Linked DNA regions of Homo sapiens: region 2 is linked to region 1. Evidence: read pairs that join two places in POLR2A ChIA-PET (ENCODE). Cell type or tissue: Panc1. All regions are shown on one strand. Each heading gives the region's core, and the rest is flanking DNA. Links, peaks and the distances in the headings are about the cores only.

Region 1 (5,372 bases), core at 138-5,137:
GCAGAGTTTAGGGGCAGAAGGGAGGAAGGTCCTTGCCAGGGCCTCAGGCCTGTCCTGTGGGGAGCCGGTGAGGGCCGTGGTGGGCAGGCTGGCGTATCCCCCTCTAAACTGGACGTGCAATGTTCCAGTATTATGTAATTGCACCCTAGCTTTTTTCCCTGGGTTCTAGCCTGTTACCTGATCTTTTCCTCTGATTTCTCTTTCCCTTGCCACACAGAAGGACTATAGTCCAAGGCCTATGTTCTCTTCCTGACACAAATGTGCAGGGTGACCCAGGAAGGTGACTTATGTCTCCCACCTGTAAAGCGGGTGCCTGCCTTCTCTTTGCAGAGTAGTGTGCTGATGGAATGGGGAGTTCCTGAGCCCCCCATGTGGTGAGGGATGTTCCAGGAAGCACGCTGGCTGCCGCCTCTGGGGGAAGTAGCCTTTCTTTGGGCAACCTCATGTTCTTTAGCAGAAATAAAGAAATTTAACTCAGAATGTTTAAATTGTTCCCAAGCTGCCACTTAGTCTTGAAAGAGGGAGAGAGTGTGGCAGCGAGGCACAGGGGAAGACATCCTACTACTGGACATGGAGGATCATTGGGTGCTAATTTGGAAGCATCTGACCTAAGAAAACGGGCTCTTCTCTTATCCTGGGAAACTCATTCCCCAAGCCACTCTTTCTCAGCTGAATGACACCGTTGGACCAGGTGGATGGTTTTCAAGCTTTCATCAAAAGCAGTGCAGCTCTGGGCAAGGCAGCCAAAGCCTGGAGCTTGGCCTCCCATCCTGGGGCGGGGTGGCGGGGGAGGGCCTTGGGTCATCTCTGGGGCCATTTGGGGCAGGTTCGAAAACTCTGCCCTAGATTTTGTGCTTTTTCCAGTTTTAGCAATTGAGGCAGTCTTACAGCTGCTCTGGAATGGAGCCCCCATGCCCTACCCAGAGCTCTCAAGGCATTGTCACTTCCGTTGGGGGCAAGAGCACCTAGGGGGTTGATTCACTGACATTTTGTCTCTGGAAGCTGGAACTGAAATCTTCCAAACCACTCACTGGTTTTCTCAGTCAGGGTCATCCTAGTTCACATGAAACCACAGCCTGGTTTTTGCCTGGAGCCTGTAACCCTTCTGGCTCCTTCCCCTTGGGCGCAGCTTGGCGGTTGCATGCTGTGCCAGAGGTGGCCCTGGTGTCAGAGCTGCTTTGCAGCGAGACTCTGAGTGGATGGGCCTGCCGGATCCTTTGAACCTCTACCTACTATATTGTGTCATAGCCCGTGATTTCACACAGACCTCAGCAGGCAAGGGTGGCCAGCAGGGCTGGTGGCAGCAAGGCCTCCCTCGGAGGAGGGGACCCTGAGTTTTCAGAGTGGTTGAGCGGCCTGCCCAAGGTCACTGAGCTGCTCAGCAATGGGGCCGTGATACAGATTTCAGCTCCATGAGGCTCCCGTGCCAGAGTCCACCCTGGCTCCAGACTCCACCCTGGCTCCAGACTCATCCTCCCTGTCCTTGGGAAGGCCACTTTGCTTTGTAAACTCCTTAGTGTTTTTGTTTGGCCCCGGGGCAGATGGGTAGTAGGGAGATTGGTATATTGCAGTGCTGCAGAATAAATCACAGCTGTTTCCTGGACTTCTAGTTCCTAGCCCTGGGAAGAGGGACCTGCTGGGGCTGTCTGCACCTGCCCTCCCTGCCTTTCCCCCACATTATGCAGGTGAGGGATTGTCTTCAATTAGCAGATGGAGCCGCCGAGACCTGGAGAGGTTCAGCAGAGGTTCAGCGACCTGCCTAGGTCACAGGAAGTCCAGCACGATTTTTTCCAAAGTCCTGTTTGGCCACCTTGTCTCTAATAAGTGTTAACCTTTGCTATCAGGAACAGGGCCTTGCCCCAACTTGGACTCCTTAGTTCTTGAGTGTGTGGTGGGGCGTGTGTGTGAACGGTGCAGGCTGTTGTGCAGGGCATCGCCCAGATCTTCACCTCTCCTCAGCCTCGGGGTGCCCCACATCCCCAACATGGGCTACTGGCCTAGGCAGCAGCCACACCTTTGGCACAGCTCTGAACAGGAAGCACAATTTTTTCCTCTGAAAGAGGAATTCAGAATCAGGAAATAGCTTTGTCCTTGATCTCTGTAGGTTCTGAGGCACTGGATTTAACAGACCCACAAGCAACCGTGGCGCACTTTCCACACAAGGTTTCTGACCTCCTCGTGGTCCTTCCCATAGATAAAGGGGCCAAGGGAAGGGGGAGCAGCTGCAGGGAGCCCCAGCTGAGCCAGAGAAAGGGGCCATGTCTCCTGGGTCTCCTGATGCCATACCCAGAGCCTCACTATCAGGACTGGGTGAGCCACTTGAGGCTCAGGAGCCTCAGGGCCGCGGGAGGGGTGGGTCAGGGCATTTGCATGGCTTCTGCTTGGGGACCTGCTCTGACCTAGAAATCTGACACAGTCCCACTTTTCATTTCAGTGCGCCCAGGCAAGGGAATTGGAATGGTGGCGAGCCCAGATTTGAGTTTCCATTCTAGCTCCATTTTCCATGCTAATGGAGCAAGTTACTTAGAGCTGAAGCATCTATGCCCCTCATCTGAAAACTGGGGGGTTATAATAATAGTACCCATGGCTTTGGGTCCTGATGAGGATGCAGGAAGATGCTTCCAAAGTCCTCAGCAACCGCAGGATCTGTGGCAAGGGCAGAGTTTGTAAATACTGGGTTATATGGTGGGTGCTTAGTAAATGGGGTCCGTTTTATCAGCAATAAACCATGTAGTATGGAGCTGTGTGTGGGACACGGATCTTGCCCTTGGGAAGCTCTCACTTAGCATGCTGGCCCATCTGCTCTTGAATGTCCACCATGGGCCAGGCCATGGGCGAGATGGGGCAGGGGCAGTGCGGGGAGCACCAGGTCCCCATCCCTCTTAGGTTACTGCAGAGAAAACAGCCCAGGGAGGGGACCTTCCACTGTGATTTTGTGGGCAAGCTGGCCCTCAAACCTGTTTCTGTCTGTCCCATGCCCATTAAACAGAAGCTCAGGCCCATGCCCATTAAACAGATGCTCAGGCTGTCTCCTCTCCCACTGAGCTGCTCTGCACCACCCTAGCAGCTTTCTTATGTCAGCCCCTTGAGGACTGGAAGGAAGTAGTCAGTTTGCCTTGTGTGTGTTTGATTTTTCAGAATGTGTAAGTACAGTAAGTCCTCACCGTCATTGATGGGCTCTTGGAAACTGCTACTGTAAGCATAACAACACACAACCAAACCAATTTTATCATAAGCTAATTGATATAAACAGGATTTAAGTTTCTACGGCATATTTCAGGTTATAAAAATTAACCAAACTTCTAAATAAAGATCCAAAGTATTTCTAATATTAAACATGGAAATACATGTGAGCTATTATATACATTTCAGGAAGATGAATAAAAACAAGTAAGATCATTATCTATACAAGTTTTGGTGAGTGATGACAGTGAGTGATGACAGTCATGGTGGTAGGTTAAATCAAGGAATAAATGTCTGCAAAGTGAAAATTGTAAGGCATACCTCCTACCACCAGGAAGTTCAAAAACAAGGACAAAAGCGGTGGGCTGGCTGAGTGCTTCTTACTGCATAGTTTATTGTCATGTGTTTGTGTGATTATCGTAGACTTGATGACTTTTTAGTAGGCAGTTACCTGTATTCATTCATGCGTTTTCCAGCTTGCTTATTCCAGTTCAATGTCACCGGTAGCTGGAGCCTCTCCCAGGGCACAAAGCCTGGACAGGACGCCGTTCCATCACAGGACACACTTGCACCCACACCTGCTCAGACTGGGACCACTTAGATGTCCAGTTCACTGAATGTGCACATCTCTGAGATGTGAAAGAAAGCAGAGTACAGAGAAAACCCACGGAGTCGTGAGAGCACACAAACTCCACACAGGCAGTGGGTGCAGGAATTCTTTTTTTTTTTTCCTCAACATTGTTATAACAAATCAATGTTGAATGAAATGGCATTATTTGAGGACCTGCTGTGTAAGGACTGAACTGATTTTAAGAATTTTTAGGTCAGGTGCTGCGGCTCACACCTGTTATCCCGGAACTTTGGGAGGCCAAGGTGGGCAGATTGCTTGAGCCCAGGAGTTCGAGATCAGCCTGGGCAAGACAGGGAAACCCTGTCTCTACAAAAAAGTAAAAAACATAGCCAAGCTTGGTGGCACATGCCTGTGGTCCCAGCTACTTGGGAGGCTGAGGTAGAAGGATTGCCTGAGGCAGGAGGTGGAGGTTGCAGTGTGCTGAGATCACGCCACTGCACTCCAACCTGGGTAATAGAACGAGACCCTGTATCAAAAAAAAAAAAAAATTTCTTTTTTTTTTAGAGGGTAGGAAGTGAAGGGGCCAGGCTTCATCAGCTTAGGATTTAATGTTAGAGGCCACTTCTGTGCCCCTGTCAAGCCCAGAGAAGTCATGCAGGTCCCATGAAGGGCAGAGCAGATCCCAATTTTAGGAATTTCTTTGATGGGTGTATGAGTTGCCATGGGCAGTGTGGGAGAAGATTAAGAGAAGCCATGCTTATCCCACTCGTATCCATGGAGCAACTGCCTTGCAGTTGTCTGGGAAGGAAAATCCTTGTGCCGGGCCTGGTTGAAATGCCCAAGGAAGGTAGAGAGGATCCCAGAGCTGGGGAGCCGGGTCTAGTCCCAAATCACTGGGTGGGTGGGAGATCTGGCCAGGACGTTTCGTGGCCCCCTGGTCACCAGTGTTGAGTGGGTCCCCTCAGCTGGCAGGCAGGTCCTTCCAGCCTCTCTGTCCACCCTACCCCCAGCCTTTACAAGTCATTCACCCTTGCAGGGAAAGGCACCTCTGCTGAGGGGACCCTTCTATGAGATCTAAACAGGAGGAGTCTCTTCTTTTGAGCCTGAGAACGAGCTCTTCTAATAGGCAGATGTCACCTCGGCAGACAGCCCACTACTTCTCAATTCCACATCTCCCTTCCCGCCTGGAAACCCCGTGAGCCTGGGAGCTTAGGAGTCCTCTTCCTAGGGGGCCCGGCCAGCTAGCACCTGGCCTTCTATGGTGTGGAGGTTTTCCTATACGGAAATTGCTGAAGGGTGGCCTGCCCTGGCATTGTTTTGTGGCGCTGTTGGTGGTATTCATAGCTGACAGGAATTGCCATGTGCCAGGCCACTATTAGCTCATTTATATTTCCAGCAGTCTCAGAAGGCGGAGTTAAGAGAAGGGTAGAGAGAGGTAGTATAATATGCCTAGAGCAGCTCCTCTGGTGGCAAAGCCGGGAGGAAACCCAGCTGTGGGACTCCAGGCCTTCCCTGTCTCCACATGACTCGAGAGGACTGAGCTTGGCCTTGAGACCATCAATGTCTGGCTGTGTGTGGCCCCCTTGGCCCCTAGTGTCCAGGAGCGGGGCTGACCACC
Region 2 (5,372 bases), core at 210-5,209, 470 kb before region 1:
TGTGTATATATATGTGTGTGTGTGTGTGTGTGTGTGTGTATCACCTGAGAAAGGAGAGAGGAAGAGAGAGCAAGAACACAAGCGAGTGACAGCGCACAAACTATTAAGTGGCCACAAAAATGGAGAAAATATTAAAAATATGTGAATCTAGGTATGGAGTATATTGATGTTCTTTGTACTATTCTGATTCTTGCAAAGTCTACAGTGCATAATATCTTCATAATGCGTTCTTAGGTGCCTTAATTTTTTCGCTCTTTAAATTTTCCTGGGAAATAATTTCAATCTTATATTCAAAAAGGAAAAGTTAAGGAATGAAAACAGACCAGGCGTGGTGGCTCACGCCTGTAATCCTAACACTTTGGGAGGCTGAGGTGGGCAGATCACAAGATCAAGAGATCAAGACCATCCTGGCCAACATGGTGAAACCCCATCTCTACCAAAAATACAAAAATTAGCTGGGCGTGGTGGCACATGCCTGTAGTCCCAGCTAATTGGATGCTGAGGCAGGAAAATTGCTTGAACCCGGGAGGCGGAGGTTGCACGAGCCGAGATCGTGCCACTGCACTCCAGCCTAGCGACAGAGAGAGACTGTCTCAAAAAAAATAATAATAAAAATAAAGGAATGAAAACAAAAATAAACACTTAAAGATACATTAACAAGATACTGTATATGCAAATATTTTATTAAGGAAATTAGACAATTTTGAAAAACATTAAACATTCCTTAAGTAATGGACAGCAGAGCCTATATGGGAAAAATTTTGATGAGACCCTTAGTTCATAAAAACAACACAAAGGTGTGATAACGAAAATCCTCTCATGCTCACACAAAGGCTGTGAATAGAAGGTTTTAGGGTAGGACAGGGCAATGTTTCTCCAGTAAGAAGGATGTCATTCAGTCCCTTCACTCTGTAGTTCTTGTCTTCAGGGACTAGGTACGCTGTGAACTGAATACGTGTGTCCCTCTAAGTTCATATGTTGAAATCCTAAACCCCAATGTGATGATGTTAGAGAGGTGATTAGGTCTTGGGGAGGTGACAACCTTATGAATGGGATTAATGTTCTTATAGGAAGGGACAGGGGAGCCTTCTCTTTCTTTTTCCCTCCCTTCCTCTCTGCCATTGAAGATACAAGGAGAAAATGGCTGCCTGCAAATCAGGAAGAATATACTTACCTGACACCTGATCTGCTGGCACTTTGATCTTGGACTTCTCAGCCTCCAGATTGTGAGAAGTAAATGTTAATTGTCTAAGCTAGCCCGTCTTTGGTAATTTCCTAAAGCAGCCGGAGCTGGCTAGGACAATGTGCATGTACTCCAGGGGGGACTTCATATGATAAAATTGGATGGAGGCCCAAGAAGGGACAGATGTAGCCTTAGCCTAGCTCTTGAGAGCACCAGGGCTCAAGGCTACCTTCCAGAAGAAAAGCGAGATAACTGAGAGGTGAGGATACATGGGCTCAAAATATTCTCTAGCCTGTGCTGAGGTGTGAGGTCCCCAAAGTCATGAGACTGATTCAATAAATGCATTTTCTTCTATGTTATAGGTTGAGGGCATTAGTCTTGTTTATAGATGAGGAAATGGAGGCTCAGAGAGATGTCGTGACTTAGCCAAAGTCAGTGAGTAGAGGCAGAGTCAGGACCTGAACTCTGGGGGTCTACCGCCAAGGTAACCCTGTTTTTATGTTTTAGTTACTCATACTTGAAGCAAACATGGTGGTCTTGGAACCTGTTTCTCAGCTGGAACCTGTTTCTCAGCTGGCAATAATTTCTTCAGTTGGAAACGGAGGTAAATTAATAGAACTAATTAAAAGAAGGGTCCTGCCGGGCACAGTGGCTCACGCCTGTAATCCCAGCATTTTGGGAGGCCAAGGAAGGTGGATCACCTGAGGTCAGCAGTTCGAGACCAGCCTGGCCAACATGGTGAAACCCCGTTTCTACTAAAAATACAAAAATAAGCCGGGCGTGGCGGCGGGCGCCTGTAATCCCAGCTACTCGGGAGATGAGGCAGGAGAATCGCTTGAACCCGGGAAGCGGAGGTTGCGGTGAGCCGTGATCGCACCCATTGTACTCCAGCTGGGCAAAAAGAGAGAAACACTGTCTAAAAAAAAAAAAAAAAAAGGTCAGTGGAAATGCTAGATGCTTAGCATATTTTAAAATTCAAAGGGGCTCTGGAAAATTCCCGCTGTAACGGTGAAAAATGTAGAATGCAACCGGAAGCTGGTGTAGAAGCGGGGGTTCTCCAGTCCCCAGCAGAGGCAGGGCCTCACTTGTCCCATCTCAAGTCCTGTTCCTTCCCTGTGGCCTCCTAGGCTTCGCCTCCTGCCCTCCACTGCGGGAGTTAGAAGAAGGAAAGAAAGAATAAAGATTAAAGTGTAGATAAACGAAACAGACAATTGAAAAACAGTAGACAGATTTCATAAAATCAAAAGTTCTTTTTTTGAAAAGATAAAATTGACAAACATTTACCTAGACTGACCAAGAAAAAGAGGGAAGTTTCAAAATAACGAAATTAGAGTTGAGAGTGGGAACATTACTATAGGTGTTACAGAAAGAAAAGAGATCATAATAGAATACTGCGAACAATGTACGCCAGCAAATCAGCCCACATGAAAGGGACAGCGTCAATTTCAGAGAATTGGCGCCGGGAGGGGCACGGGATCACCGTGCACAGTGAGTGCTGTACAAAGTGCCTGTGCAGCTCCCCGAAGCCGCAGGAGGGCGCCCGACTAAGCCTTTTCTGCCCTGCGTGAGGCGCATGCGTGTTCCGTCTGCAGCTGCAGACGCCCATCCTGGGAGTGGACACCAGCTTCGTTCCCTCTCAGCCCACTCGGGAAGCGCCACACGGCTTCGGCTTCGGACGATCCAGGGCCGCGTCCTCTGTGAGGAAACAGCTGTGACGGCTGAGGAGGGAGGGACCAGCTCTAACTGATTGCTTAAGTTGTTACAGATGGTACAGAGCCAGTGGCTGAGTTTTGTAAATCAGGTGTGTTCATTGAGCGAACTTTCCACTTCGGAATATTCAGCATCTGAGGAGGTTCAGTTTGATTTTGTCTATCGCTGGCGGGGCGCGGGCTGACGCCTGGGACCCCTGCACCTGGGGAAGCCGAGGAAGATCGCTTGAGCCCAGGAGTTCCAGACAAGCCTGGGCAACACAGCGAGACCCCGTCTCTACAAAAAAGAAAGAAAAATGTGTCTATCTCCAACCCAATGGTGAAATTAGGATGTCTGTAATCTCCTCGTAACATCCCGGATTATACATTATTACTTTTTTTACATTTCTTTTTTGTTCATTTTCAAAATTGGAAAATACATTCACTTGTCTTGTAAAAGTTTGTCGTTAAACATACTTGCAAATTATGTTTTGCAAGAGAAAAAAACTTTTATTTTTGTTTTTCTTTGTTGTAAGCAAGGGCAATGCAGGTCTTCTTTTTTGTCAGAATTTTTTGTTGGAAAGCTTATTTAATTTTCCACTTGTTTCAAAATATTATCCCATATTGATGAGTTGCACAGAATTTTTTTTTTTTTTTTTTTTTTGAGACAAAAGTCTTACTCTGTCTCCCAGGCTGGAGTGCAGTGGCATGATCTCGGCTCACTGCAACCTCCACCTTCCGGGTTCAAGCAATTCTCCTGCCTCAGCCTCCTGAGTACCTGGGATTACAGGCGCCCGCCACCACGCCCAGCTAATTTTTGTATTTTTAGTAGAGACGGGGTTTCACCATGTTGGTCAGGCTGGTCTCGAACCCCTGACCTCGTGATCCACCCGCCTCTACCTCCCAAAGTGCTGGGATTACAGGTGTGAGCCACCACGCCCGGGCGAGTTGCATAGAAATTTCTAATCTATTTGCACGACAATGCTTTTGATTTTGGCCTAGTGTATCTCCTCATTCAATATGATATACATTGTATTATATATACATTAAAAAATATAAATATAAATGTATTACTTATATATGGGTATATGATCAGTGTTGTTAGTTTGGGCTGGAAGTGGTCCAACTGCAGTTGCTCTGCCTGTCAGTGCCACACAGATGGGAAAATCCCAGCTCATAATTCCTGAGCACTCTCTACCCTGTATGTCCCTGCCACAATCAAGTGAGTCCCTTCTGCCTCTATAGACACTAAAACATCCCCATAGAATCCCAGAGGGCAAGAGTCAGAGAGCGGACATGCACACTGTCCAAGCATCTCTTTGCCTGACTTCTGAAGAACACGTGTGGACAGACTCCAATTAGTACAAACACAGAAAATCACAGCTGACACTACAGCCGTCTTCTGGCGTTATGAGAGTGAACTGAAGCAGAGATTCCAGGGCAGCATGCCACTTATTTGGAAGAGGAAGTTGTGCAAGTAAGTGCACTTTTCCATGGAGTTTGACATGGGGCAAAAAAGGGCAGACAGTTTCAGGGTACTCAGTGGAGGAAGTGGTTTATGTAGAAAAGTGGAAATCAAACAACTCCATGTTTCCACAGCTGAGATGTCAGAGAAGCCTAGGAAAAGGCAAATTCCCCAAAAGAGGTCACGTTTCAATTGTGTTTTAGTCCCAAGAAAATGACTTAAAATTGTTTCCACAGCTGAGATGTCAGAGAAGCCTAGGAAAAGGCAAATTCCCCAAAAGAGGTCACGTTTCAATTGTGTTTTAGTCCCAAGAAAATGACTTAAAATACTCATTGGATTAAAATATCTGGGTAGTGCCAGGCATGGTAGCTCATGCCTGTAATCTCAGCACTTTGGGAGGTTGAAGTGGGTGGATCACTTGAGTTCGGGAGTTTGAGACCAGCCTGGCTGATATATTGAAACCTTGTCTCTACTAAAAATACAAAAATTAGCCGGGCATGGTGGCGGGCGCCTGTAGTCCCAGCTACTTGGGAGGCTGAGGCAGAAGAATCGCTTGAACGCAGGAGGCGAGGTTTCAGTGAGCTGAGATCCCGCCACCACACTCCAGCCTGGGTGACAAAGCAAGAGTCCATCTCAAAAACAAACAAACAAACAAAGACTAATTTGACCACGGCCTCCTTTTGAGATCATTCTTTTGCCAGACTCCTCTGACATCTCAGGCTGACTGTCTTCAAACCTAGTCCACGAACACTCCTTGCTGGTGTCCTGTGCAAAGCCCCCCTGAAGAGTATCAGGGAACATTCTGAGACCCAGTCCCCACCCGTGTGCCCCTTTCACTATAGCTGCCTTGGAAACCTCCTGCATGTCTTCACTTGCTGCAGCAATTTCTCCCATCATTATCTTGATGGTGATGACATCTGAAAGCTCAGTCTAGATTTCATTTGAGGCACAGTCTCTGCGTGTTATAGGCACTTAAGATGTAATACATTTCAAACTGAGGCCCTCAACTTCCTCCCCAAATAAAAGTGACTTGTCC

What was found. ChIA-PET counts read pairs that join two places held together with the same protein. Peaks named below come from ENCODE experiments on the same cell type or tissue, not always from the same donor. Only the 100,000 strongest peaks of a DNase experiment are listed, where the experiment ranks them.
Region 2: POLR2A ChIA-PET joins it to region 1 with 8 read pairs; 2 of 35 experiments call an interaction of 5 or more read pairs at or near these places.

What each region holds. Positions count from the first base shown.
Region 1 is chr17:17,050,763-17,056,134 of GRCh38, forward strand. All of the region lies in intron 1 of MPRIP (myosin phosphatase Rho interacting protein), which reads left to right. Among named protein-coding and RNA genes, the nearest start is that of MPRIP, 11 kb to the left of the region's middle. RefSeq lists an enhancer at 5,202-5,372. In Panc1, for the core only: no CTCF peak of the experiment used is centred there; no DNase peak of the experiment used is centred there; H3K27ac peaks cover 312 bases.
Region 2 is chr17:16,581,697-16,587,068 of GRCh38, forward strand. No RefSeq gene overlaps it. Among named protein-coding and RNA genes, the nearest start is that of ZNF287, 15 kb to the left of the region's middle. In Panc1, for the core only: a CTCF peak has its summit at 2,713 (motif pointing right); a DNase peak (open chromatin) is centred at 2,735; H3K4me3 peaks cover 825 bases; H3K27ac peaks cover 409 bases.